2 separate regions of the Homo sapiens genome follow, and region 2 is linked to region 1. The links are chromatin loops, found by intact Hi-C in ENCODE. Cell type or tissue: A673. All regions are shown on one strand. Each heading gives the region's core, and the rest is flanking DNA. Links, peaks and the distances in the headings are about the cores only. Region 1 has its middle 20 kb from the start of POU1F1. Region 2 has its middle 230 kb from the start of POU1F1.

Evidence for each region. A loop is a pair of places that touch in the nucleus more often than their neighbours do. Peaks named below come from ENCODE experiments on the same cell type or tissue, not always from the same donor. Only the 100,000 strongest peaks of a DNase experiment are listed, where the experiment ranks them.
Region 2: a loop joins it to region 1, with 6 times the contacts of the local background. A loop is called at or near these places in 19 of 110 quality-filtered maps.

What each region holds. Positions count from the first base shown.
Region 1 is chr3:87,288,444-87,304,268 of GRCh38, reverse strand. No RefSeq gene overlaps it. Among named protein-coding and RNA genes, the nearest start is that of POU1F1, 20 kb to the right of the region's middle. In A673, for the core only: a CTCF peak has its summit at 5,973 (motif pointing left); a DNase peak (open chromatin) is centred at 5,958; H3K27ac peaks cover 1,545 bases.
Region 2 is chr3:87,497,879-87,513,703 of GRCh38, reverse strand. No RefSeq gene overlaps it. Among named protein-coding and RNA genes, the nearest start is that of POU1F1, 230 kb to the right of the region's middle. In A673, for the core only: a CTCF peak has its summit at 9,602 (motif pointing right); DNase peaks (open chromatin) are centred at 8,273 and 9,613; H3K27ac peaks cover 1,113 bases.

The sequences.
Region 1 (15,825 bases), core at 2,714-10,713:
TAAAACATACATAAGTTTATGTCTTTTTCTAAAGGCCTTGTTAGCATCCATTGCTCTTAGTATAAAATATGATTAAATCACTCTTTGTTAAGAGTGTCAAGTGCATTAGCTGTCCGCCTTTTCCAATACTACCATGGTGGAGTGAATAGTGGCTGGGTATTCTTAATGCAGGAAAGATCCTTTTTAACTTTTTTTTATTATTTTACTTTAAGTTCTGGGATACATGTGCTGAATGTTCAGGTGTGTTACATAGGTATACCTGTGCCATGGCGATTTGCTGCCCCTATCAACCTGTCATCTACGTTTTAAGCCCCGCATGCATTAGGTATTTGTCCTAATGCTCTCCCAATGCTGTCCCTCCCCTTGCCCCCCATCCCCCATTAGGCAAAGGTGTGTGATGTTCCCCTCCCTGTGTCCATGTGTTCTCATTGTTCAACTCCCATTTATGAGTGAGAACATGTGGTGTTTGGTTTTCTATTCTTGAGTTAGTTTGCTGAGAATGATGGCTTCCCTACATCCATGTCCCTGCAAAGGACATGAACTCATTCTTTTTTATGGCAGCATAGTATTCCATGGTGTATATGTGCCACATTTTCTTTATCCAGTCTATCATTGATGGGCATTTGGGTTGGTTACAAATCTTTTAAGTTTTAAATAACTGCTGGGTCATCGCCATTTTTTTAGACCCCTACCAAATCTTTTCATGCATTGTTAAAATGTCCACCTAAATCTAAAATATTTTTTCTCACCAATTTCTGTTTTTACAGGGAAAATGTAGATGGTTTCGAATCTGGATGCTTGCAACAAGAAGAATGCAAAAGTCTTTTTATATTTCAAATTTAAACTTCTCTGAGAATTGGATGAGCAACAAACTTAGAACTTGTTTAAACACTTGCAAATTCCCAAGACACTGAATTGTTGTGAGAAAATATGTTATTTGATTTGGTTCTTAGTAAGTTAGAAGCAAGTCCACTATAAATATCTGATCTATTCTTTTTAAAGTATTGTTTCTTTTACACTTTCTAATGTGCTTTTATATATGGTTGACTTACAGTTGTAGTCCTTAAAGCCAAGAAAACAAAAACAGTTAATGCATACATTTTCATAATCTTATTGAGAATAAGGTAACAGGCATGTCAAATCCTATATTGATATCCACGTAAAAAACCATTGATACTTACCTCCTGAATATGGAACAGGTTATTCTGCATAAGAAACCTACAGGAAGATGACAGCTTTGGAAAACCGAGGCACTTTGAGTCTAGTGTTTCTCCTATTCAACTCAAAATTTTCTCCACAGTATTTCAAGCGGGATGCTGGCCAAGTAAAAGAAAGTTAGGATCCTTTTTCTATGTAGTTTTCATATCACTTAGCAATTTAAATACAAAACACTAAATATACTCTATCAAAACACAAGGGTTAGAAATATCTGAAATTCATGAAATAGGGCTAAGAAATTCAAATGCTGACAAGAGCCAAGTCAGTCTCTCTTCATAGGAAATTTCAACAAAATACCAAAACAAACTAAGAAGAAAGGAAATTTCAACTTTAGACATATCAGGATCAGAATTCTTGGTTTGTTCCCTGCCTTAGTTATACTTTTCTTCTCTTTCCAATTCTAATTTAGTTTAATTAATATTCCAAAAAAAGTTATGAAATTATAATTTAATTCCATAATGTCGGTTGGTTTGCAAAAATTAGTGGCATAAAAAGGGTTTATTAGATTTCATGATGTTTTTCAGATTGTCTAGGGTCAGCTGGACCCCTCAGTTCCAGAGAGCATTACTTGAGGAAATTTAGGCAAACATATTTAGCTGGAAGTTGGACTATAGCTGCACCATCAAGTTGGCCTCAGTTACATGGCTGATACCTCAGCTAGGGTGAATGGAACAGCCAGAGACTGGCTGGTCCTCTCTCTCCAACAAGATTCAACTTCTTACTTGGTGCTTGGCTTTCAAAACAGCAAAAGTGGAAACTGTCAGATCTCTTAAGCTCTACACCCAAAACTGATATAGGGTCAAAGCAAGTCACAGGGCCAGCACAGATTAAAAGAGAGGAGTCACAGACCCCATCTTTTGATAAAGGAGAAGCATACATAGAATAGGAATGGGAGGAATTGCTGGTTCCCATTTTTGGAGACAATCTACCAAAAAATTACTCTCTCCCATTAGTTTATTCATTTAATGTAATTGTAAAATCAAACACATCTCCCTACCCTGTTAAAGAAATTCTAAACCTTATCAAATAAGTACGAAAATTCATTTGTGGCTATAGGTGCTTCCATGAACCATCTATTTCAGATACAGGTAAAACTGATCGCGCATCTAGAAAAGATTCAGAAATTTCTACAATTTACAGCTTAACTTGCGTTATGCATGTATAAAAAACTAAGTGAGGTTTCCACCATCAATTTTCAAAAACAAGCCTTATGCTTTATTCATGACTTATAGATTAATATAAGCTGAAGTCACCAAAAATAAAGTCTTTGGTTTATGCAGAATATCTTGTATAGTACAGAGCTATTACTTAAATTCAATGGCTCAGAAAAGCAGCAACATTTATTCTTCTTGTTCAAAAATCTATATGGGGCAGTTCTGCTTCAGGCTGTGGGTCAGCTGGGTGGGGCTCCAGGGTATCGGTGGGGCTCCAGGGAGCTCCACAGGTCTCATTCTGGGACCAGCAGCTATCCAGGGCATACTCTTCTTTTGACATTTAACATGAGCATAAGAAAGCAAGTAGAAATACACAGTGTTTCTTAAGACCTATCCATATTGCATATGCCTAAAAAAATCATTTGACTAAGCCCAACATGGATGGAGCAGAGCAATGCATTTCACGGACTCTAGTGCACTTCAAGGTCGTATGGCAGAGGAAGGAATTAAAGAATGGGAAACAATATTCCCATAGGCCACAATTAGTTTTGTCCAAATCTGTTTGCCCTTCTAATTAGAGTGGCAAATGTGGCTACTGATGCCTAATAAGATGAGGATGACTGATATTGATGATGATCTTGCATCAACTAATAAATATTATATAATCTTCAAGAATCTTAGTTATTTATGTTTTTTAAAATGTTTTAACACTGAAAAGGATTGTCTCTAGTTTCACAGACAAAAATTTCTATTGAACACATACTATTACAGTGTTATTTGGCATGTTATTTGTAATGTATAACATGTAATGTTATACATTAATAACGGTAATAGGATGTGTTTAATAGAAATTCACATCCTATTATTTCTATCGAACAGTGCCAAATAACTGACATGTTACTGTAGTTAATTAGAATTTCCTGCTCTACCAATATCCTATTTAATGCTATAATTCCTGTACTCCAAAGTCATATTGTTTAGGTCTTTCTCTATATTCACACTCTAAATTGTAGCAGAAGTAAATCCTAAGAAGATTTATTTTCTTTTCTTAATTTCAAATTTATCTAAGAAAATTCTAGACAATGTATTTTAAAATAAGCAAAGAATAAGCAATCAAAACTGCCCAGCATTTCCACTGAAGACAGAACAGTCATACTGAAACAACATTTAATATGCTTTTTAACTTGTTCCTTTTCCTCTGAATATGAAGCAAAACTCTGTTTAAAAACATTGAATACCTGTTTCAATCCGATAATAATTCATTATACATTTTTACTAACCTCTTGAATTATCTTAACACTTGTGGCCCTTGAAATGAAAGCACACAGATTAAGTTGAAGATAAAATATATAGTATTATTCTGTCTTCTGTATTAACAAACTCTATTCCCTTGAACTGTCTCTCTTGACATACTCAGATAAAATATTTGTATGCCTAGGTACTTAAAAACCAGGATCAATTGTATAGTAAGCTCTACTAATATTGTTTTGATTATACTTAACTGAATTTAAAAATCACTCTTTTTTGGAGACTGGGAGGAAACGAATTTAGGCACCACATAAACTGTAGTTTTTTATAGTCATCATTTAGCGATTACTTCTCTATACAATATGTTTCTGGTAGGAATTATCCTTTACAAATTAGATACATATTTCCATTTTAAGTTAAATGACAAAACCATCAAAAACTCAAGAACATAGTAACATATTAATAATAAAATAAATTATAAAATGTTATAAATGTTTGGAATACATGTACCTACATCAAAATGAGTCAACCTATTCTTTTGGTCTAGAATGTTCTTTCTTACCCTTGCTAACCAAACTTGTGAATCCTACTTCTTAGGATTAAGCAAACTCTCCATCTTTAAAATTATTATTGATTACATAGCCTCCAAATTTAGTTACCTTAAACAATCATCTATCCTTTTCCTGAATTCTTACAGCATTTATTCACTATATCTAATCTTTGGAACTTAGCTTAACTTGGTTTGTATTAGCAGTTCTCTTTTTTAAGTATATTACCTCTGCAAAAACACTATAAGCTCCTGCATATGAGTAACAGAGTGTTATAACTATTTGTATCCCCTGTGTCTCATGGGATATCCATCCAAAATTATTTGAAGTCTAAAGAATTCAGTATTAATTAATCAATTTTGATGTTTCATTTAATTATTTGTATAACAATTGGTAGAGAGCAATCACAAGCATATATTAGATTATTATTGTACTTTTTATTCATGCAATTTCTTTACGTAATTTGAAAGGAAAAAAAATAAATCAAACTTGTATTTTAGAATTAGGTTGGCAAGCCGGGTGCGGTGGCTCACGCCTGTGATCCCAGCACTTTGGGAGGCTGAGGCGGGCGGATCACGAGGTCAGGAGATCCAAACCATCCTGGCTAACACGGTGAAACCCCGTCTCTAACTAAAAATACAAAAGCAATTAGCCGGGCGTGGTGGCGGGCGCCTGTAGTCCCAGCTACTCAGGAGGCTGAGGCAGGAGGAGAATGGCGTGAACCCAGGAGGCGGAGCTGGCAGTGAGCTGAGATCGCGCCACTGCACTCCAGCCTGGGCGACAGAGCGAGACTCCGTTTCAAAAAAAAAAAAAAAAAAGAATTAGGTTGGCAAACCGTTTTGTAAAGGGCAGATAAGTATTTTGGATTGTGTGGGCCAGCCCATCTATAACACAGTTGTTCAACTCAGCTGTTGGTGTGAAACATTCATAGACAATACACAAATGAACATACATAGCTACGTTCCAGTAAAACTTTATTTACAAAATGAGTGGTGGCCTAGATTTGGCTGCCTAAAGAGTTTTCCTAGTGTGTTGTTCTAGGGTGTTGGTGAGAATATATTAAACTAAAAACATATATCTTATTTCAATTGTACGTAGAGATACAAGTTTATAAAGTAAATAAAGCAATATTCCCTCAGTAGAGTAGATTTTCCTTAAACACTTTCTGATATTCAGCAAAACTTATGCTAGCAAACATATATAATGTGATCTTTGGTACTGCAAATTTTGAAAATACTTTGCAGTACAGCATAACTTTGTTTTAAAAATATTATAATCGTTCATGTATTGATGGTTTCAGTGGTAAGATTAGATAAAACAATAAAATAAATAGTTGTTACATTTTTCTTGAAAATTGAAACAAATAATTATCATTTACTGATGATTCAGAGTTGATTTTAAACAGTTTCATTATGGAGTATAATTTTTTTTATTAATAAATAAGTACATTTGGAACCTTCTAAGCAAATGCCACTTTAAAGCTTTTCATAAATATCTGCCTTTATCTTAGGCAGATTTGCCCTGGAAACACACTCAATGTGTATTCTGGGTGCTCCTCTTTTGCATAGCTCCAAATTTTCTGAAGAAACAGATATATACCTTTCATCATCTCTGTATAATTCATAAAAGTACCCAGAAGTCAAGCTTTAACTTTTTATTTGCAGGTTTTAATAAAGAAAAATATTAAAATATGACTTGACTTTAGAAGTTGATTTTCCTGACAGCAATCAATAGTCCCAGCGAAATGTTAACAATTCATTTTGTTTTCCCTGGTTCAGTGTATCATAGTGCCACCTGCTGGTGTAATTAAAGAAATTGCCAGTATAATGGAGGAAAAAGCAAACATAGTGGGCATAGTATGAAAGTGGACCGTGAGAATCTAGAAAGTTAAGTAATGTACTGTATGCAAAGTACGTAAAGTTACTTTAGCTAATTTGAATTTTACTTTTTAAAAATTCATTTAAAAATGCAGTAAAAGTGTCCATCCAAGACCTGGAAAACGTTTGTAATAGCAAAAGTTTCTAATGAGGAGTTGACTTTAGGTACAAGAATTGCTTTTAATTCAACTTTTTGTTTGAAATTGTTCTAAATTTTTTATATAAAAGCATTTTAAGAATTTTTAAGACTATTTGAACGCAATTTGTGCGATGCACACTCATCAATAATAAACATGCCTTTAATCAATTTTCCATTGTATTTCCTGAGTCTGTGGGTGAATGATCACTGCATGCTACAGTCAGAGTAGCCTGCAATACAGGCCTCTCTCTTCCCCTCTCAAGTTCTCTAATTTCTTTTATTCATGGAAATCACCTAAACAATTAACAGAAATGTAAACCTGCATTTAAAATAAAAATAATTAGAATGGAAGTATTGGTGCCAGCTTACAAAAGGCTTATAATTTAACTCTAGAGTGTTTGTATGGGGAGAGGCCAGGAATGACAGATCCCTGCTTAGAAACTTTGTTTGTTTTTATTGAATAAATGAAATAAAAGTTTTACCACTCTGGATTAACTCTCAGCAATTGGCTCTTAATTTTGTTTAACTCATCCTTCCAAACATATTTTGGATAACAGTTTACTGTTCTTTTCCTGGGGCAGAAAAATAAAGTAGGGGAGAAATGGCAAAGCAGATGCACCCTGAAGGTGAAATTTTGTAACAGGCAAAGTTTATAAAGTCACGTTTCTGAGCGTTTTTCGGAGGGGATTCTAGAAACGCTCATGTCTTTATGCTGTGCTCTAGTTGCACAGTGCTGCCATGAAAACATTTAGTACTTGGAATATTTGCTGTCTCCCTTAATGTAGTCATCCATGTGCCTGCCATGAACCAAAGGTCACAGTACCCCTCTCTGCATCCTTTCTGCTACATAACTTGGATATTTCTTTTCTTGCTTCATTTGTAATTCTCTGGCTTTCAATACTTTTTTTGTAAGTGACTTAAAAATTTTTTAAAAAATAGTCTGGGTACAAAGCATAAATATACTCAATAAAAAAATTTACTGTAGGTTTTATTCTCTTGAAGACCTTTTTTGGGGAAAAATGATCAGTTTTACCAGTAACTTAAAGAATTATTGGTTGAGGTTTCGTGTGGTTGGTTGTTTTCAAAACCTTCTTTAAAATGAAAGGAGTAATAAGAATATGAGCATTTTATCTACCTAGTATATTAGTGCCAAATTATGGGAAAGATGCAAAGTCTTTGGGAACCTGGAGGTTCACAATCTGTTTATTGCTTTTTTGCTCCCTAATCAGAGCAGACCCTACAGGAATTTAATAATGAAGTTGCCAAGACAACTCTGATTGAAGTTTCTACTTGCCATCCAGACCAAAAAACAAACAAATGAACAATATCCAACACTCTTGTAGGCTTTCCTAACGTAAAACAAATTTAATGTAATTTCTATAGCAAAAAAAGTGATGTCTCATAATGCTTATATATTCTACTAAACTATAGAAAAACCATAACTTATCACCAAAACCATAGTAGCACGTACCTCTGTGGAGACATATCTAGACACTCATTACTTAACCTATATAGCGAATACTTTATACTGATCAAAGTATTAATATTCTTTTGAGGAGAAAATTCATATTGTTGTTCTGTGTTGCTTTATCATTAAATGATGGTCAATGCCGACCATCTGCTTGAATGAGCAACAGGAAAACTGTCTAATTCTATTCGATGATAATTTCTTGAGAATTTGAGTTGACATAACATTGAGAAAGCCTATTTTTATTTCCTGAAACAATTTATCTCTGTATATGTTTGCTAAAAGTGCTTTTCCTGTCTCTAAATAACTGTTTTAAGATATAGTTTCAGTCTGAATAGAAAAACTGCAACTCAAACCATCATGCTTAAAATTTTTAATTTAGACTTGGGGACTGCCTAGCCCATCCTTTGACACCCTACAATGTAGAACCTCTTAATAAATAAACCACTCTTGAGTACTGCATTGGGTAACTTTTGAAGATGCATGAATTACTGAAAGCTAGTAGAATGAGATTTAGTAAAAATGGATACTAATTTAGTAGAAAGTGCCTGCTTATACTATAGATTATTGCTGCTACAAAGATAATGACACATTTTCTGCTAGTGTTTTATTAATGTCCATTCTGATTAAATGAACATTAGTCATAAACTAATTCAAAGACAAAGACATGACTGTTACTTGCATAAATGCAACCATGGCTATGGTAATGGTAAATGTGAATGCCCAGTAAATGCCATGACATTCAAATTTCATAAATTGGAGCCATGGGAAATACAGTAGGTAGTTCTCAAGTAATGAAGAACCTGTTCTAGGAAATAAAGAGATTTAAGTGTAAGCCCATGATATAGTCCAGATATCTATCCCCTCCACATTTTATGTTGAAATGTTTCCCAATGTTGGGGGTAGGCCTGGTGGTAAGTGTTTGGGTCATGGGGGTGGTCCCTCATGAATGGCTTGGTGTCCTCCCTGTGGGAATGAGTTCATGCACTGAGTTGTTTTAAAGAGCCTGGCACCTATTCCCTTCTCTCTCTTGCTCTCTGTTGCCATGTGATATGCCTGCTCCCCCTTCGCCTTCCACCATGATTGTGAGCTTCCTGAGGCCCTTACCAGAAATGGATGCCAGTATCACACTTCCTGTGCAGCCTGCAGAACCGTGAGCCAAATAAACCTCTTTTCTTTATGAATTACCCAGTCTCAGGTATGCCTTTTTTAAATTTTTATTTTTCCATAAGTTATTGGGTTACAGGTGGTATTTGGTTACATGAGTAAGTTCTTTAGTGGTGATTTGTGAGATCCTGGCGCACCCATCACCCGAGCAGTATACACTGCACCATATATGTGTCTTTTATCGCTTGTCCCCCTCCCACTCTTCCTCCCAAGTCCCCAGTGTCCATTTGTCACATTCTTATGCCTTTGTGTCCTCATAGCTTAGCTGCCACATATCAGTGAGAACATACAATATTTGATTTTCCATTCCTGAGTTAATTTACCTAGAATAATAGTCTTCAATCTCATCCAGGTCATTGCAAATGCTGTTAATACATTCCTTTTTATGGCTGAGTAGTATTCCATTATATATATATGATGTGTATATATATGATATGATATAAGATATATATGATATGATATGGGATTTTATATATATATATATATATATATATATATATATCACAGTCTCTTTATCCACTCGTTGATTGATGGGCATTTAGATTGGTTTCACGATTTTGAAATTGTGAATTGTCTGCTATAAACATGTGTGTGCAAGTATCTTTTTCGAATAATGACTTCTTTTCCTCTGGGGTAGATACCCAGTAGTGGGATTGCTGGATCAAATGGTAGTTCTACTTTTAGTTCTTTAAGGAATCTCCACACTATTTTCCACAGTGGCTGTGCTAGTTTACATTCCCACCAGCAGTGTAGAAATGTTCCCTGATCGCCACATCCATGCCAATGTCTACTGGTTTTTGATTTTTTTATTATGGCCATTTTTGCAGGAGTAAGGTGGTATCACATTGTGTTTCATTTCACATTTCCCTGATCATTAGTGATGTTGAGCATTTTTTCATATGTTTGGTGGCCATTTGTATATCTTCTTTTGAGAATTGTCTATTCGTGTCCTTAGCCCACTCTTTGATGGGATTGTTTGTTTTTTTCTTACTGATTTGTTTGAGTTCATTGTAGATTTTGGATATTAGTCCCTTGTCAGATATGCAGGAACAGTCAGCAGAGTAAAGAGCCAACCCACAAACTGGGAGAAAATCTTCACGATCTATACATCTGACAAAGCTATTCCTTTATAGAAATGCAAACAGACTAACACAGTTCATTTTCCTACCTAACCTGCTTTTAGTATATGAAGTTTTAGTATACATACTTAGTATATAAAGTTTTAACACCTACTCACAGTACTTGCTATTGACATTATAGTTAAAATTAGACTTCACCAAACTTATAACAGCTTATGACGTTGTGGTAAACAACCCTTAATTCTGAAATGACTTAAGTGTTTTCTGATCAAGGTTTTTGTCGTTTAAAACTGCCAGTTACCCTAGGTAAATATGCACATTAAGAATGGTATAAAACATTTTTACTATGAAATGGAGTATTTAAACAATTTTCTTATTAATACTTTAAACAAATCTTGATACAATACAAATTGTATTAATGTGACAATGTTAATAGATTTTCTCTTGTGCCGTAACTATCCATTCTATAAATATACTTTCTCTCTGACATCTTCTGTATCCACAAATTGTATACTTCCTGGGTTACATTTGACATATGACAATGCTATAGCAATATTTGCAATTTAAGAGGAAGTTGCAAATAATATTTCAAGCAAATGTGTAGATGGGCTATATAGCCTATACTAAGATGGTCTTAGCTTATGAAAAGGGATTAAATACAAGCTTTGGAAGATGCTTCATTTTAAGCACTGTATTTACAGGGTAAAGTTGTAGGATATCATGAGCACATTGGTGGACTGATATTTTTACTTCAAATTCTTGTTTCACAGTGACACTTCAGCTTAAGCTTCTATTATCAAGAGTTTACTTATTATCTTATTCCACTTAGAGAATAGTGGTGTGGCTACTTGGAGAAGAGAAGACTTGCAGGCAACTCTTAAGCAGAACTCAAGGACTTCAGAAAGGATGAGCATAAGTGCTGAAGAAGGTTCAGTCCACACTCGGAGCTCTTCACCAAAGATTTCTGTGTTATTTAGAGATTGCTATTCAGACAACTTCCTTTGGCTTGTATATGCCCACTCCCAATGTCAAATGCACTGTTACCCTTCCTGGATGCAGCCAGGAAGCAACTCTCAGACCACAGATGCTTCTAAAAGGCCCAGGATGAGGCTGGGTCCTTGTAATACAGTAGAGAGGTCAAAAGAAAATGTGGAATAGGGGCGGCCAAAAGACTCATAGGCTCCCATCTACAGCAGTCTCTGTAATGTTTGTTTCTTTGAAATATCCCACCCCACAGAATTTATCACTCACTCTGTTTACTTCAAACTTCTTTTTTAAGAAAACTGTCTGAGTTTTAGCCTCCAATTACTGATTTCCCTTCATTACTGAGTAATTTAGTTTTGTATTGAATAGCTCTTGATTTTTCCTGACCAATGTCTTTATTTTCTTCTTTAATTTAACCTCAATATTTCTTTGGGTAACTATACCATCTGGTCATAGAATATAGATGTCAATCAAGATAGTCTTCTTTCCTTCAGTCTAGTCAAATGAAAACAACTCAGTTCTGCAGACGACCATGCTGTTTCTTGTGTCTTCATCCTTACACTCCTCTGCTCTCTTTGTTTCTTCTATTGGTATATTAATATCTCAATATCTAGCTAAAATGTCACCTACCTACTATGTTATTAAATCTTCCACAGTTTGCTCCCCCCTCCCATGACCACACTTGTAAATGCAAATGAATTACTCTTTTCTCAGTAATCCTTAGGTGTGATGTATGTAATTATATTATAGTCTTGCCTTGTTGCATTGTTTAGTTTTGAGGTTAGGACTCTCTCAAAATCATGAGCTTCTTCTTAGTAGGGCCTGTATATATAGCCCTAGTGTCTTATAGTGTCTTACATGGTTGGATCTCAGTAAAGCCTTCTTATTTTATTAACTGATTAGCAAGTTGGACTACATGATCTCTAAGGTGTCTTTCAACTCAGTGTTAAGTGATTCTATTGAAGATGTGAGAATCTGGCTGTGAAAGAGTAATTAGACTGGCTATGTGAGCACTGAGGGAGAACTCTTATTCCAGGTCTCTTTAGACCAGTTCAATTTCTCCAAAACAATGAAATAAACTTTTCCAGCAACAATGAAGGAAATAGTATTTCTTGTTGGTTAAAAAATATCCTAAACTCAAGCAGGGACAACATCTTATGCATCTCTGCTTCTCTCCCAACCAAGAATCACAGTACCCAGTATGTTGTGTATGTTTAGTAAATAATTATTGAAAAACTTAGTTATTTTCATTTCTTCAAAATTATCTCTCTGTGGAAAAAATAGTTTTGTAGAACTGATATTTTATCTATTGAAAGGTATAATTGAAATACCTCTGGAATACACTTGCAAAAATGTTTGGTAAATAAATATAGGCATGTTGTATGAATGTTTTAGCATATTTCAACTTTGAGAATGAAATTCTGGAATTCCTAGGACATATAAAACACTGTTTATTCTAAGCCTTCTCCAATTGCCATTAGTTTGTATCTCTTTTTATATATGGGTTTTAACTTAAATATATGGATAGTGTGATCTAGTATATATGTTCCATTATTTGCCTTTCCTGTTTCCCACTGTCAGCCCTCCATCTCCCAGTTGAGGCCATCATCACACCATATCTGGATATTTATGGTTCCCCTCGATGCTTTTCCTCTATTCTAACTATTCCCCTTCTAATCTTACATTCTTACTTAAACGATTCATAAACTTCTCCTTAAATCAGAAAGCCCTTTTAAAAGTTTTCCATAAAAAAATCAAAATTGATAAATTGATGAATTACCTGATAAATAAGGTAATTTACCTTATGCTCAATATTGTGACATGAAGTGGATTGTTTGATCAACTAAGACTGAATGCACTTGGTAAAGACAATAGAGCCAGATGACAAAAAACAGATAAACAAATAAGAAACAACCCATTAAGTCATCCCAAAATGTCAATTCCTTAGAGTTGTTTTCTTTTGTTTGTTGTTTCATTTTGTTTTGTGTGTTTTGCATTCCAGGTGAAGAAGGTGTGGAGAATATCAGTTTCTAGAATAACATCCTGATTCACCAGAAAACTGAAATTTTTATTTTATGTTGATTGATTGATATAATTGTTGAATTTTCATATCTGTTTTATCATCATTTTAGAAAAGAAAAAATACAGTTTCTAAGAATTCTAGTGTTTATTTACAAAATTTTAAACTATTAACATGGTTCAGAGTACTTGTCGAAAATCTCTATGAAAGCTCTTTATCTTGCTTTGTTTATATTTCTATAATGAGATTTATTGCCTATTCCATTAAATATTATTTTAAAACATTTTTTCCACTGCTGCATTGTATTCCTTATATGTAAATACTATTATTTATTTCAACATTCCCCTATCATCTGACTTTTTCATTTCTTATTAAGAAAATAATAATTTTATGAAAACACTTATACAGAAATATGTGTTGGCATCTCTAAATATTTATGACACATTTCTATGGGCAAGAACTCTACATTAACACTTTGAGATTCATCATCATATTGATGATGATGCCAAATAGATGTATAGATACGTAATACCAATTTGTAGCTCCAGTGGTGCAATCAATTAGCATGTGGTACTTATAAGAAATGCAATACAGATTACATTTCTACACAGAGTTATGAGAATAACATTTTCAATTTGTTATCTTTTTTATTCTTTCAATCTTAATATATGATCAATCATATCTTATTGTTATTATAATTTTTATTTCTTTGAGTATTAGTATAACAGAATATTGTTTATATTGTTTAATGACTATGTGTATGCTTTGTCAGGGTTTCCTTCCTTGTTATATCTCCAGGGCCTAAAACAACCTGACACATAGTAGGACATGAACATACTTTAATTTGTTATTAACTGTATTTTATATCTTAATTTATTTTCAATTGTATTGTATTCCTAATGTATAAAAAACTCAGACACTGACATATTTAGCACCAGATTTAATAGTTGTTGACTTTGTTTATTGCTTAGATTTTCCTTTTTTATATTTATTTTATTTTATTTTTTTTTTTTGAGACAGAGCTTTGCTCTGTCGCCCAGACTAGGGTGTGGTGGCATGATCTCAGCTCACTGCAACCTCAGCCTCCCAAGTTCAAGCCATTCTCCTGCCCAAGCCTCCGAAGTAGCTGGGACTGCAGATGTGTGCCACCACACCTGGCTAATTTTTGTATTTTTAGTCGAGACAGGGTTTCACCATGTTGGCCAGGCTGGTCTCTAACTCCTGACCTGAAGTGATCCACCCACTTCAGCCTCCCAAACTGCTGGGATTACAGGGATGAGCCACTGTGCCAGGCCCAGATTTTTCTTTTTTAACTGATCCATTATATTTTACATTTTTATGGGTAAATGTGGGTATTTGTTACATGCTTAGAATGTAGTAATATAATGTATTAATATAATGATCAAGTCAAGGTATTTAGGGTAACCATCACTTTGAGTATTTAGTGTTTCTGTGTGATGGGAACATTTCAAGTTCTCTCTTCTAGCCACTTTCATATACAATACATCATTGCCAACCAGTCACCCTACTCTGCTATTGAACATTAAACTTATTTCTTTGAGGCCGAGTGCAGTGGGTCATGCCTGGTAATCCCACCAGGTTGGGAGGCTGAGGCAGGAAGATCACTTGAGGCCAGGAGTTTGAGATCAGCTTGGCCAACATGATGAAACCTCGTCTCTACTAAAAATATAAAAAATTAGCTGGGCATGGTGGTTGGCACCTGTAATCCCAGCTACTCGGGAGACTGAAGCATGAGAATCACTTGATCCCGGGAGGTGGAGCTGAGATTGTGCCACTGCATTCCAGCTTGGGCAACAGAGTGAAGCTCTGTCTCAAAAAAAAAATCATCTAACTTTATGTTTATATTCACTGACCAACCTCTCTTCATCCACTCCTCAACCCACACACTCTTCACAGCCTCTGGTATCTATCATTCTATTCTCTACCTCCATGAGATGAATTATTTTAGCTCTGATATATGCATGAGAACATGCATTATTTGTCTTCCTGTGCCTGAATTATTTCACTTAATATAATGACCTTCAGTTCCATTCATGTTGCTGCAAATGACAAGATGTCATTCTTATGGTCAAATGGTCATCCACTGTGAACATATACCCCATTTTCTTTATTCATTCACCCATTGATGGATACTTGGATTAATTTCATATCTTTGTTATTGTGAATAGTGCTACGAGAAACATGTAAGTGCTGATATCCCTTTGATATACTATTTTTTTCCTTTGAATAAATACTCAGTAATGGGATTGCTGGGTCGTATGGTAGTTCTATTTTTAGATTTTTGAGGAATCTTCATATTGTTTTCCATAGTGGTTGTACTAATTTACATTCCCACCAATGATGAAAGAGTTCTCTTTTCATCCTTGCCAGCATCTGTTGTTTTGTCTTTTAAATAATAACCATTATAACTGTGGTAATATTATATCTCATTGTGGTTTTGATTTGCATTTCCCTGATGACTGGTGATGTTGAGCATTTTTTTTCATATACCTTGTATTATTTCATTTTCACATTACTGATAAAGACATATCCAAAACTGGGAACACAAAAAAAGATTTAATTGGACTTGCAGCTCCACATGGCTGCGGAGGCCTCAGAATGATGAGGGGAGGTGAAAAGCTTATCTTACATGGCAGTGGCAAGAGAAAATGAGGAAGAAGCAAAAGCGGAAACCCCTGGAAAAGCATCAGATCTAGTGAGACTTATTCACTATCACCAGAATAGCATGGGAAAGACCGGCCCCCATGATTCAAATACCTCCCCCGGTTCCCTCCCACGACACGTGGGAATTCTGGGAGATACAATTCGAATTGAGATTTCAGTGGGGACACAGACAAAACATATCATACTTGTTGGCCATTTTTATGTTTTCTTTTGAGAAATTATGCGTGTCCTGTGTCCA
Region 2 (15,825 bases), core at 5,119-13,118, 210 kb before region 1:
TTATTTTAAGAGAGACTATTTTCTGGCAAACAAATTGTTACCAAATCTAAACAATGGTCTAAGAATCTTCAAATTGTAAACTATCGCATTAGAAAAATCATACATTTTATGAGGCTTATATGATTTTTGGAAGGATATCTAACATCTCCAGTTTATGAAACATAAGCCAGGAAAGAATATATTCTATTTAGGTCAATGGCTATAAAACTTAATATCCCACAAAAATTTTGCAAGTATTTTATTCCTATTTTCAATTTAAAAATAAGAAATTAAAAGAGCAAAGACATAGCAATAAATTTAACTTACAGAAAATTTACTAATTTGAAAAGCAATACATCTATGAATCCATTTCCCTATACTAGAAACAGATATTTTTATTTTCAAGAAAGGAACACAGATGATGTAATAACTACCATCGCATAAAATTTATTTTATAATTCATCATGCCAATAAAAAATAATGAAAAGATACTTAAGAAATCTGTGCTTTAAGTCAGTAAGTGTTACTGGATTCTAAAAAAAATTACAGCTTTATTACTTGGTACTTAACATTATTAGAAGAACTGAGCAGGGCTGGGTAATAATATTGTTATTTATTTTATTCATGCATTTTTTAATTTTAGTGTGCTTTGGGTCTGGAAATTATTTTTGAATTGTATTCTCAAATTGATTTAACTGATTTAAAATATTATAATATAATTTGTTACTTTACTATTACCAGACTCTCTTTTGTCAATATATTTGGTTTTAACCAGTACTAGGAATTATTTATAACTGGAAATTGAAATACATAGGTGTGAAACTTAGAGATCTCAGATTTTAATAAAAAATAACATTTTCAGAATCTCTTTTGTCAATATATTTGGTTTTAACCAGTATTAGGAATTATAATTGGAATTTGAAATAATTAAAATACATTGGTGTGAAACTTAGAGATTTCAGTTCTCAATTTAAAAAATAACATTTTCAAACTTGTTATAAAATAAAGCTCCAAAAGTAATATGATTAAAAATATGATAATATATGTGAAATAATTAGTGTTCATAGAAAGACTAAGGACAAAAACAAAATGGTACTATTAGCAAGATTTTGAGCTATAACTTTTTGTTGTTGTTGAGACAGGGCCTTGCTCTGTTGCCCAGACTAGAGTAGTGGCGTGATCACAGCTCACTGCAGCCTCAACCTCCTGGGCTCAAGCAATCCTCCCACCTCAGCCTCCTGAGTAGCTGGGATTACAGGGGCACAACACCACACTGACTAATTTTGTATTATTTGTAGATGTGGGGTCTCACTATGTTGTCCAGGCTGGTCTTTAATTCCTGGGCTCAGGGTCTCCCCCCACCTCAGCCTCCCAAAGTGCTGGGATTGCAAGTGTGAGCCATCACATCTGGCCAGAGCAATAACTTCTTATTCTTTACTTTTTGCCATTAAACATGTATTGTTTCAGCCATTTAAAAATATTTATTCCAAAATATTTACTGATGTACTCCAGCCTGGGCGACACAGTGAGATTCTGTCTCTCTCTCTCTCTCTCTCTCAAGAGCATCTGCTCTGTGCTAGACATTGTTTTAATAATATTTAAGGAAACTGAAAATTCACTATCATTTATTTATACTATAATTTATTTTTAAATTTATGAAAGTCAAATTTCATGCTATTTAAGTTTGATTGAATGATGTCATTTAAATGATGCCAAATCAAGTTACTATCTTCATTTCTTTTAATCTTACATGTACTTATTTTATTGAAGTTTGGTAAGCTTCAAGAAAAAAGTAATTTTATTGTTTTTCACAATGTCCCCTTAAACTGACTCTGTTATCTAATTTTTGTCATGTATTGCAAGCAAATTAGTCTTTTTCCTTATTCTGAAAGATAAACAGTCTCATTTTCAGATAATGATAAATGCACCTCATAAAAATACATAAACTTCAGACTTTTATTTGCCTCCAAATTTCTGATCCCCCAGCTACTGTAGGATACAGGCTAGAAAGGGTCAAACCTGGAAGGTTCTCCACCTTCTTCTGACCCCTTTTTCCCCCTCACAGGCCTGCTTCTGCTTCCACCAGGTCTGCCTCAGAAAGTATGAGGAGGGAGAAAAGGAGAGGGCAAAATTCTATGAGGTTTTCACAGTTATCATCTACTCTTGTTCCATTCTGGGCTGTTGTTTTTTATCAAAGCTCCCATGGAAGTGCTCTTGTGGGTTTGTTTTGAAATGTCCTATAGTGGCCATCATGAGGATATGAGCTTTTCTGGGAATGCAGCTGCTTGCACAATTTCCTCTGAATCTTGCTTCTAGGTTGACCCCTTTTTTGTGGACACCCCTTGCATGCAGTTTTCATGGTTAACGTTTCTTTAGAATGATCCTAAGTCAACATCTGTCCAGAAGATGCAAATACTACTTATAAAAAACATACATATGCTTTTGCCCTATCAACCCCTAAAGTTGAGTCTTTTGCACAAAAACTCTTCCTTCCTGTCACCAAGCAGGGTACTCCAGACAATCCTTCCTTTTATTTTGTTTTCAATGTTAGTAATTTATTAGTTCCCACATTTCCAACATTCTTGGAGACTAGAAAGTTCAAGCTCTCTAAGAGATTCTCTTGAAAGCTCCACATCCCTCCACTTTACTTTAATTTTAGGGGAATACAGTAAGGAAATGTTTAATTTTTAATTGCTTTCAAATTTCTAGAGAGTTCTTTACTTTTTCTTAAGTAGTTGGAAATTATTGGCAGAATCAGTTACAAATTCCTGGACTTGGATAATGGAAGTTGTTAATAAGTATTGGTTTTGTCCTGGTATCTTAACCAAACTGATATTAGAAAATTCTTTTTGTAATATATCATACAGACACATACCACACGTGGACACAAATAATCCCCATAACTTTACCAGTAAAGTAGATAATTTTTAAATGAATAAATTAACAATTGACAGATGGTGACTTCATACATTAATATATTAAAAGGTGGTTTTCACTCAGGCAAATAAGTTGATTGTGAGGATGTGTAAATACATCATTTGGACTGCTAAGAAATTAGTTCAACAATATTTTGATCTGCTAGATAATAGTCATAAAGCAATCATTTTAAAAATTTAATAACTATGTTTAACATATTCAAGACAGAGTTTGTAAAGTTGTTGGATAAATAAAAACTATGCAAAACCCCTAATAATATTAGAAGCCTTTGCTTAACCTAAAAATTCTCAAAACATATTATATTGGAGGTATCAGGAGGTGGTGAGTGGCATTGGGTACTGCAACATAGAAGTGGGAAATCACTTTTCTAATGAAGGCTATTAATCCACAGAAGAGAAAAATAGTGGAACATAAAGTTAAATTACACTTTGAGATTCACTGCCTTTTAGATACCAGAAGAAATTACTTTTAACTACTCTCTTGTCACACTTGTCAGGAGCGCAAACCCAACATATTCATTAGGTGGGATATTATTAAGATAAGGATAGGCCGGGCGCGGTGGCCCATGCCTGTAATCCCAGCACTTTGGGAGGCCGAGGCGGGCGGGTCACGAGGTCAGGATATCAAGACCATCCTGGCTAACACGGTGAAACCCCGTCTCTACTAAAAATACAAAATATTAGCTGGGCTTGGTGGCGGGCACCTGTAGTCCCAGCTACTCGGGAAGCTGAGGCAGGAGAATGGCGTGAACCAGGGAGGCGGAGCTTGCAGTGAGCCGAGATCACGCCACTGCACTCCAGCCTGGGCGACAGAGCGAGACTCTGTCGCAGAAAAAAAAAAAAGAAAAAAAAGATAAAAATAAAATATTGTCTGAGAATCTCATGTTTGGAAGGAATAATTTTTTGTTCTATCACACTAATATCCTTAAGTATATAAACTGTATCTTATTTTGTTTTTCTACATTTCATAAAGTCCATTGCACATAATAGATGCTGCATTAAGTTCTCAGATTTGTCCATTGTCTAGTTCAGCCATCCATCCTGACAGAGCAGGAGCACCTGTCATCTTGGACAAATACCGCCACTTTAAGTCCCGCTCCCTTTCTAGCCTTTGCATTTCAAGGTAATCCCTTCTCTTCTCACGACAAGCAGCCAGAAGGAGCAGACAGTAAAACACAGACGAGACAGCTCGGGGCGCAGAGAGGGGTGAGGGGACAGTCTCTCAGGTAACTGCCAAATTTCACCCTTACACAATGGGCCCCAGTAAAACAGTGGGCCTTAATAAGCACATTCCTTTCCCTTCAGGTGCACTAAGATAGGGAAGCTAAAAGCCGACTCGGGGGGATATGCCTGCGACTGCGGAAAGACGTATGGGAACAGACACACAACTCTCCCTCCCAGATAAGCACAACAAAGAGACACAGAAGCAGTCCAAGCCTCTGATAAACTCTCCCACCCTAAATCCTTAAAAACAATCTGTAAGAGGGTGTGCCAGCTGCCCGTCTCAGGTTTATTTAAAATAAACCTGTCCCTGTTGACTGAAAAGCCATCCTTCGTGTTTCTCTCCTTTTTCTTTAATTCTTACACATCCTTTGTTGAAATTCTCTCTATTCATTCCCTGACAAGTAATCCTCAAGTTTCATAAGCCTCAACATATGTTCGGTGGGAAAACTTCCAAAGACATCACAAACACACAACAAAGCCTCATGATCAATTAATTCTGCACATTCTATATGCTCTGCTTTTTTCTTGAAAATGCACAATATATAGCACATCAAAAACTGAGATCTCTTGAACAATACAATGTATTATTATCTGCTTACCCAAAGTTTTTTCAATTTATTTGGCCATGCAATCCTTTTTCAGATAATACTTTAAAAATCATATAAAACTGGTGTTTGCAGGAGCACACTAGGGGAAACATTGCTTTAACCTAGTCAACATTTCAAGTCACAGGACATTCAGTAACTTCTTTTTTGTTTTTGTTTTTGTTTTTTAGACAGGGTCTCTCTCTGTCATACAGGCTAGAGTGTAGTGACATGATCATGGCTCACTGCAGCCTCAACCTCCTGGACTCAAGTAATCCTCCCACCTCAGCCTCCTGAGTAGCTGGAACCACAGGCACATGCCATCACACCTGGCTTTTTCTTTTTTGGTATTTTTTTTAAATTTATTTTTATTGTTTAAAACAGCTTTATTGAGGAATAGTCTACATATTATAAAAATCATCCGTAATTTCATGTATACAAGTCAATGATTTTTATTAACTTTAATGAGTGGGTCAGACATCACCATAACTAAATTTTAGAACAATTTTATCCTTTAAATAATATCCCTCATGCCTATTAACATTTAATCTTTTTCTCATGCCCATTCCAAGGCAACCATTAATCTACACTCTGTCTTGATTAGCATGCTTTTTATGGACATTTTATATAGATGGAATCATACAATATGTGGTCTCTTGTATCTGGCTTATTTTACTTGGCATGATCTGAGGTTCATCTACAATGTATCATATGTCAGAAGTTCAATCTTTTTTATTGCTGAATAGTATTCTATTATATGTATATACCACAACTTTTTATCTATTCATCAGTTGATGGATATTTGGGTTGTTTCCACTTTTTGGATATTTAAATAATGTTTCCATATTTGTATACAATTATTGTGTGTACATATGTTTTTAATTTTATTGGGTATATATCTAGGAGTGATATTACTGGATCATACTCTAGCTTTAGCTTTTAGAGAAACTGCCAGACTGTTTTCAAAAGTGGCAATGTTAGAGATGTGGTTTCACCACGTTGCCTAGGCTGGTCTGAAACTCCTGAGCTCAAGCAATCCACCAGCATCCACCTCCCAGATGTGAGCCACTGTGCCCAGCCAGTAACTTTTCAATCAGCTCAATTCATTCATATAAGGTTGTTTTGAAAGTCTTCCTTGGGAAGGCCAAAAATTTAATTTCCAGTAAAATGTGGCTATCTTTCCTATCTATATCTCTTGAGCACATCCAGTATAACTTATTATTTTAGAAAATTATGAAACATTGCAAACATCCAAAGAGTTTAGATACTAAGACTTTCTTATCACTAAAATGTAATGTACATTACTATTTTGTCATTTTGTTTCTTTAGATCATTTTTGGGGTAGAAATTAAGAGAAGTAAAATTTTACTAATATAGTTAAAAGCCACACTTAATCCAATCATTATTGCCAATCTCTTTACAGAAAGACCTAATATCTTGCAAAATATGTGTATTTGTGTACAATAGCATGCATTATGTCTATATTTTTGTATTAAAAAATTCATATACATAGCATCTTACTGTGCATATCACTTTTCTCCTTTCAATATTATGTTTCCAACTTGATACATTCAGATCATACATTTCAAAGGCTTCATTTATTCTATTTTATATATATACCATAATTTATTCATTTCTCAAATTTGGCTATTATAAACTGGCAATGTACATTCTTGGTTGTATCTCATTATGCACATACATGATAAATAATTTGGGTACTGGATGGACCCTAGAGGTATAGATAAGAAACAGTAAAATTTTACTAGGAGTCAAATTTTCTGGGTATTTAAGAAAACAAAATATTTATTTCTTTATTTTAATTTACATAAAAGATATATATTTGTCATGTACAACACGTTTTCAAATATGTATACATTGTGGAATGGCTCAATTGAGCTAATGTGTGAATTACTTCACATACTTATTATTTTTCATGATGAAAACACCTAAAATGTACTCTCTTAGCAATTTTCAAGAAAAACTTATTAACTGTAGTCACCATGTTGAAACCCCCATTTAATTGTGAGGGGTAGAACAATAGAAGCCACAAATATAAGTAATAATTTCAAGAAATGGTTATATTAGCCAAAATGGTTCAATTAATACCTATTTTCACATATAATGTTGAACAATTTTTGTTCAGCCATAATGTGTTATTCTTTAGCAAAAACGTTGACACATGTAGTTATAGCCATAATTAGTAACAGCCTATTAAAATACCTTAAGCTAAGAAAATAAGATAGTATTTTTTACATTTTAGTCTTCTTCTTAGTATTTTCCTTTAACATTGATACTTCATTATAGACACAAGTGCTCTCCAAACATTAGCAATGTATATAGTATGTTAGATCTGCCATTCCTTTTCATAAAGAGGTATGGTCATTTAAATCAGAGTATTCACATAAAGTTGAGTTTAAAAAAATAAAACTAAATTTTAATTTGGTAAATATAAACTTTCTTAGAATTTCTAATTTTACATTAAAAAGCCAAATAAAGAGTTATGTAATTTTTCAGATAATAGGGATGCCTAATCAATTTTTTAAAATTATGTGTACTGCATATCTTAGCCCTTGATTTTCTATTTACTGTTTTTAAACTATTTGCAATTACCATTAATCTAGTTTATGCAAAGTTAAAAAGACTTGTCAAAAATGAAAAGAAAATTCTGATATGGAAATCATAGTCCTTGAGTATACAGACTAAAAAACAAACTAACTAAAACCATAATGAAATGTTAACAAAATATATACATTTAAAAAAGAATTGCCATCAGAGAACATAGCGAGTCTTAGACTCTCCAAGAATTGTTTGTGTCACCATCCATTGACCAATTTTAACTGCCAAATTAGGCCAAAATACAGTGCAAATGATCTTTGCTGATTTTTATCAGGCTTTGGCTTGATTAAAATAGTGTTATGTATGATAACAGAGCTAAGAATCTCACAGAGAGAACAGAAGTCTCCTGCATGAGACTGTCAAAGTAATTTGAGATATTTTTTGACTTTGGGTTCTGATCTCCCAGTATTAGATCCTCACTTGTTTTGAATCCTGGTATCTGTACTACGAAATTTAATATGTGGCAGTGTGAAAATTGTGAAATCAAATTCAAGGTCACCAATAGACAATACTACTATAAAACATAGTAAGTTCTGACCAAGGAATAGTCAAATGAAACAAAACATTATCTTCACAACTTTTCTGTAAGTTGGAGCAGAACTTTATAAAGAACACCAATCTTCATCTGAGGACTGAAAAATCCAAAACTGCTGTATTTTTAATAAAACTGTCCCCATGTGATATTACTCTTTGGAAATCTCAAAACTAAGAATGGTCTTGTTTTTCCTATCTGCCATGAATCACCAGAGATATGTTTCATCTTAGAAATTTCACTCTCCAAAGTGAACCTCCTTCTGTAACACACAAACTTGATTTGGAAAACAAACTTAATTGCAAAGCACCAATTTGTCTTCAATATTCATTATCTGTGAGTCTTTATTACTGTCCTAGAAAATTATATAACAATTTTCTTTTAATTATCTTCCTGAGGATACACCTCATTTCCTGATGACAATTGGAAAACATCCAAATGGCGACCAGCCATAATTATGATATGTTACTTAATCAGAAGCTTCAGTAGCTATTCACAGTCACTATGTTTATTAACTTCAGTTTCAAATCATGACATTATTCTAAACTTGTTCATAAAGTATTAAGACATACCATAGATATGTAAAATTTGATGAATTTATTTAAGGGTTTTGTAAAAAATTGTTTTGTAAAATTGTCTTTCATTGACTCCGGTTATGTGGAATAATTAATATATACATAAAATATACACACATAGATATAAGGAAGGAGTCAGGTATTTTTATTCTTATAAAATGTGTTATGGTAAACAAACATGTAATTGGTTCAAGAAGAAAGGCCTCCGCCAGACACTGAAGATTTCTGTGACAGAAAAGAAATACAAAAGGAATGATGGATAAGAAAAGTGATAGGACATTTAGAAAAAGAAAATAAGGGCTCATGCCTGTAATCCCAGCACTTTGGAACCAACCCAAATGTCCAACAATGATAGACTGGATTAAGAAAATGTGGCACATATACACCATGGAATACTATGCAGCCATAAAAAATGATGAGTTCATGTCCTTTGTAGGGACATGGATGAAATTGGAAATCATTCTCAGTAAACTATCGCAAGAACAAAAAACCAAACACCGCATATTCTCACTCACAGGTGGGAATTGAACAATGAGAACACACGGACACAGGAAGGGGAACATCACACTCTGGGGCCTGTCGTGGGGTGGGGGAAGGGGGAGGGATAGCATTGGGAGATATACCTAATGCTAGATGACGAGTTAGTGGGTGCAGCACACCAGCATGGCACATGTATACATATGTAAGTAACCTGCACATTGTGCACATGTACCCTAAAACTTAAAGTATAATAATAAAAAAAAATAATTTAAAAAAACATAAAAAAAAAAAAGAAAAGAAAATAAGGATTTCTCCTCTTTGAGAACCTGGAGATTCTGCATGTGATTGCGGGTTTTGCAAGAAGGGAAAGATGTGGGACGATTGCCCAGAAGCCAACAAAGCACTTTTCAAGTCTTAGAGCATCAAACCGTATTGTTTCTTAGGCTTGTGTATTAGCACACATGGCGTGGTCAAGGAGAAGCCTAGACAGAATTATAGTCACATCTCCGGGAGTCATAAGAAAGATTTTGTCATGCACAAGAGAAAAGGGACATTTTATTATCATTTTTTATACCAAACCCATTTATTGAGTAAGCACTTAATAAATGTGAGCGAGCAGTTCCTATCAATGGTGACGTCATTAAAAAGATTGCTGGATTAAGTGCAGCTATTGGATGCTTCCAGCAGGGGGAAGCAGACCTCTTTATAGTTAGAGTGACTGATTTCAAAGATGGCCCATTTGCAACTAACAATTACCAAGGAGTTGGTTTGTTGATATTCCAGAGTTGAGATCACCAAAACATGACGATACTAGTCTATCTGCTTAATCATCCTTCATCTGTAAACATTTATTCCTTCAAACTGCATTTTTTAAGTAAATCTGATGGAGGCAATAAATATTTTAGAATCACCACATGAAGATACACAAAGTATTTTATATATTATATACATTGGTAAATGGATTACTCTCCTTTAGTCCATAACACAACTTCAATTAATGATTTATATTCTGGACTGCATATTGAATATGGAGGCTAGAATCATAGACTACTAGGCAGGAATCTTCAAAAGTTGAGCATAGTTGCAGACAGGTTGGAAGTGCGAGCCATGCATTCACAACTTTGTATTCCTACTTAGCTATGACTATGCCCTTGATTTTTCTTTGTCCTGTCCAACTGCAAGGAAGAGAGCTAGCAAAGGTTTTCTAATAATATTTATTCAGAATTCTAAACTTATCAACATGCCAACTCAGACAATTGAAACTGCTCCTATGCACATGCCCTTGTCTTGCTCTGCTAGTCTGAGTTTCTCGCAAGGTAAACTGAGAACAGCCAGAATTTCTGGATTTCTTCCAGAAACTCAATCTCTTTGCTTCCAAGTCTGACACCCCAGCTTAAAGTTAGAATTATGAATAAATAAATATTAGTAGCACCTTTTGGAGTCATGATGAACTCATAACACAAAACTCAAACTCTCAAAATTAATTACTTTGTAGTTTCCCAGGTACCTTTCTGTGAACAATGCCTATCATACATCATTTATATATAGAAAATGTTTGTCATTATAATTGTTTTGCTTGCTAATTTGTTCTTTTTGGTTTATAAGGCTGAAAGTTTGGACTCTATTTGAAAAGCAAAAAAACAATGAACAATTTTTTAGGAATAGTGGATGTGCTATTGATACGGAATTTTAAGCTTTATGTGTGTGTATGTATGTGTAAGAGACACACACACACACAGAGAATGTGATATATATACATATATATGTATATATATAATCTTTTGATACCACAAAGTTCAGAGCAAAAATTTTTAGACTGCAGCCAATGGTTTAGATGTCTAAAGGGAGGTAGCACGTCCATATTTGGATGGGAGGTGAGGCAGACATGCTTGAAGATGCAGGGATGATGCGTAGCAATACAGGAGAGGGGATCACACAAAAGCTGAGAGAGGAGGTTTGAGATGAGAGCTGCAGGACTGCTATGTACAGTTATGCACAGTGTCCATTGTACAACTCCGGGAGGACAGTGAATACCAATTCCAGTGAGTTGTGCCCTTGGAATTGTGTGGTATACAATACACAAATCTATTGACCATGTATGGTAGTCTTACACGTGACAAGTGACAAAAAACACAGGAAGCTCCTCAAAAATATTTATGAGGTGGCTGGATTATGTAACATCATGCCTAATAAGAACCTAGAATATTTAGTTTAGATAACAACAGAAAGGATGACCACAGAATACTGGAAATTTCAGAGTGGAGAGATACTCTTATAGTTTAAATAAATATCTTTTAAAAAACCACTGAAAACTTACTTTGCTTATTGCCCTATCAACTAAGCTTTTCCCTTTGTATGCTACTTTGCAATTCTGTGATCAGAACTAATCTTAATTTTCCATTCCCTTGATGAAAAAAATAACCTATTAGTTTCATACGTATTTGTTCCTATTGTCTTTGGATTTCTATGCCATATTCATTTTAATTTTCACTTGAAATAATCTTACATTTGTTATCTTGTCCCCGCACAGCTAAGCCTCCTTCAAGCTATCCCTATTCTCCATCCTAGAGTTTAATCCCGTTAAACATAGATCTCTTGTTACAAAGAGTGCATAGAGAGATGTATACTTTCTTTTCTTTTTTTTTTTTTTTTTGATATGGAGTCTTGCTCTGTCACCCAGGCTGGAATGCTGTGGCACGATCTTGGCTCACTGCAACCTCCACCTCCCAGGTTCAAGCGATTCTCCTGCCTGAGCCTCCTGAGTAGCTGGAACTACAGGCACCATGCCCAGGTAGAGACAGGGTTTCACCGTGTTAGCCAGGATGGTCTCGATCTCCTGACCTCGTGATCCACCCACCTTGGCCTCCCAAAGTGCTGGGATTACAGGCATGATTCACCACGCCCGGCCGAGATGTATACTTTCAATAAGCATTTATTGTGTACTTAACACTATGAGTGGCAAGAAACCACTCTTCCCTGAGTGGTCATGGCTTCGATACAACTTCTTTCTCTCTCTCTTTTATATTAAACAGGAAAATCAGGGCTATTTTTTTCTCATTGAAGTAATTTAAGAGTATTATGCTTCAGCTGCTGAATGAAGAGATCAGTCTATATGATATGATTTTAAAGGAGCCAGAATCACTCAAATCTATGTAAAATGATTAATATATACACCAGTAGTTCGCAGGCTATCTGGTTTTACAAAGTCTCCTAGGTTTTGCGACCGATAAGGGACAATTCACTGGGAAAATTGATTTTACTGATGTATCATATGTTCCTGGATTATTGAGTTCCTACTTACCTGTCAAGACATTGCTGAGGCACCACCTATTCTTTGAAGGAAAAAACGCTAATTACTTCCTTCTTTCATATGTGAACTTCTGTACGTATGCATGTCTTCTCACGGCTCATACCACCTGTTTTGGAAATAAATGTTTACTACACTGTCTGTAAATGACTGGAGGGCAGCAAACTGAGGTTACTCACCACAAGGCTCAGCAAACTCCCAGCAGGTAGAAAGACAGGCAATCACCATTTTCTGAATCAGACTGAGAAGGGACTAAAGAGAAAAGTTGAAGGGAGAAGCAACTACTGACTACTTCCTGCATGCTATTCCTCTGCCAGGTTTTCTTTTGTGGTTATCTTTTAAACTTTCCTATAATTTTCCAACAATTCTGCTAAGAGAATGCCATCCAGAATGGTTCAGAGAGAGAACAATTGGAAGCAGTCTTTTTCATTACCCAGCATGTCTTGTTTTCCAGTATTGTTCAAAATTAGGTCACTGGTGAAATAAGCTAATATTTTCATCTCAGCTGACTCACTTAAAACAAATGTTACTGCGAGTATAGAGGAGAAGAGGAGCAGTGAAGGCAGTTTAGAACACATCAAGACAAGATTATGAATACTTTATATCCTTCACAAGAAAAGCTAACACTGGCAATATTTACATAGACATTTTCTTATTGGACTTAAAATTATACAAGTGGTTACTTTAAAAAATACTTGGTTACTTTTTCTATTATGAATATTTAGTTTAGGCTATTTTTAAGCACCATTAGCACTAGTTGATGGGAGAAAGACAGTGTAATATATACTATAGCTAAACTTCAAGATAACACTACTTACGAATTAACAATAGAAAAAGTATTTTATGACTTTCCCTAGAGGAGATCACGTTACTGCAGTTCCCTGGCACCTCGAATGTGTTACGCTTTATAAGAACCAGCATTGATGATCATCATATAATTGTAGGAAGATGTTTATATATTATAAATAGTGAATGTATTTCAAAACTAAAATCTGGCAATGCTAATAAAGTTTGGGTTGTTACATAGAAATAGGCACTTGCCATTTGTGGCTACCCAAAACATTTTAAATTATTTTCACCCTTATTGTAACAGTTCCCCACATTCTCATGTTGTTAATTATCTTTCCGAAGATAAAATAAAATAAAAATTTTTATTGCCAGTGTATGCACATGTAACTTAAGTCCCACTCAATAAACATACCCATGCAAGAGTTTGAATTGGAGGTGAGTTTTATGGGTGATCAGTGAGATCTTGCTTCTTGCTCCTGGTGTGGGTGGAGGTGGAAGCTGGGTACCTCTGTGCTCAGTGGCCACAGCAGCAGCAGCAGTTTCCTTATCAGGCCAGCTCTGCAATGTTGTTTGAGGACTATTTCTGGGATCTCACCCTTCAGTGTTCCTATAATACTGTGAAGTTTCAAACATCCTTTAATAAATCTATTTGAGCTCAAACTAGGTACAGTAAATTATTCTGTTGTCTGCAAATAAAAAATGCATATCTTATTTTAAGGATTCTACATCTGATGACCTCATAAACCCAAAAACTCATTTTTAGCTTGACTCATGGAGGATCCTTGAAAAACATTTATTGATGATGACGGTGGTAACAAGCATTTGCCAAAACATAATTTAATGGGATATATTTTACTCACAATTTGTGCTCACTTTCTTTTTTCCTCAATAAGAATGTCAATGTTATGTATTTGAATGGCATAGATCTCTATATTGTTAAGAAAGAAGATGCATAAATTATGAAGGTCATCTCTTAAAATTCTGATTTGAAATCCTAACTTAGATATGCTAAGAAATGTGTTTTCTGAAACCTCTGTAAAAATAATAATTACACACTCACAACACATACATATATGAGAAACTTTCTTTTTTCTTATATATCTTTTGGAACTAGTTCAGAGATATTTCTGCAGCCAAATACATCTGTCAGTTTCTTTACTATAAAAAGCAAAATTGCTGAATTTCAGCAAATCATCCCCAGTTAAATGAAAGAAAATAGAGTAAGATGAAGCAGTATAAAAAATATCTCTTATCAGCTGTGAATGCTCCAAGTATTCTTTGTTTTCAATTTTGCACATCTACCCTTAAAAATTACTGTTAAAATTTTCTTTTTTCTGTAATATCAGAGTGGGAAATGATATGACAAAATCAATATTTAATATAACTTTATTCATCTTGCTGTGCTAACAAACTAAACTGCTTAAATCATTTTCTTTGATGTTTTACAATATTAGAATCATAAAGGGCTTAGATTTCATTGGTTTATGAGCAAGCTTGAAATACTTTCCTAACATTTTTCCCCTTTATACCTCAAGGGCACATAATTAAATTGATTACAACCCTTGCTTATGACTTGTTCTCATCATAGATCCATGTTCAACCTTCTTTTAAATATTGCTTACTCTTTTGGTTTTCTCATTTATATAAAATGCTATCTGTGACACTTTTTACCTATGACTTCTGTTTTCCATATTTTTCCAATATGCACTCTTTGCAGAATACCAAACTACTACAGAAGATACAACAGAAATGGGAAACCTAGCCTCAGTCCTTTAGTAAATGACTCACAATCTTTTATGGGGAAAGAACACACTCATCATTAAACAGCAATTTGTAATAAAAATAAGACAGCATATGACTTCTAGGTAAAGTGATTGCTTTCACAAATTAAAACTGCTGGAAGCTTAGAAGAATATTAAATGAGCAGACACACTATTTGAAACCAAGCCTCAATTAACTTGTACAACTCATGGCTGTCCTATTAGCTATATGTTAACATGATGTGCTTTTTATGGATGCCACATCAAATCCAAACTAGCAGATGAATGAGAGATGAATACCATGTTGCTCATTTATTTCCAGGTAAGATTTAGCTGTAGGTCACTCTTTAGAGTTCTTAAGTGACATTTAGTAAATAAGGAAACCTGAACTCTGTAACAAAAACAAAAGTAAATATTCTTCTAGCAAATACATTATGTGGAATTAAAATAAACTCACATTTTACCTTCTACGATTCAGCACTATGGCATATTCTACAATTACATTGGTCATATGCCTATTTTCATATATGCCCCATTGACTCATCTTCCTTATATATAGATATTCATGAACTATTCTTAAGCTAGAAGATTTTTTTATGGGAGAGCTCGTGTGGTCGAAGAGACACTAGATTTAGATGATTAACATTTGGAGTCCTGTTAAGGAGGTAAAAATGGAGCAACAGAAGAACAGATAAAGCGAGGATTAAGTATGAGGGATCCTCATGTTAATAACCAGCTGAAATTGAAAGTAGTAAATGTTTTTAAAAGAAAGTGTATATATGTGTGATGGCTTTCAAAGGCTAACCAAAGGCAAATAGGCATCATTTTTTATTATTCCAGTATATCACTGTATTTGTCTTCTAGGGCTGCCAAAACATAATACCTCAGACTTGGTGGCTTCAACTGCAGAAATTGATTTTCTCACAGTCCAGAGGCTAAAATCCAACACAAGGTGTCTTCAGATTTGGTTTCTTCTGAGGCCACTCTCCTTAGCTTGCAGATGGCTGTCTTATTGCTATGTCCTCATATAGCATGTGTGTGTG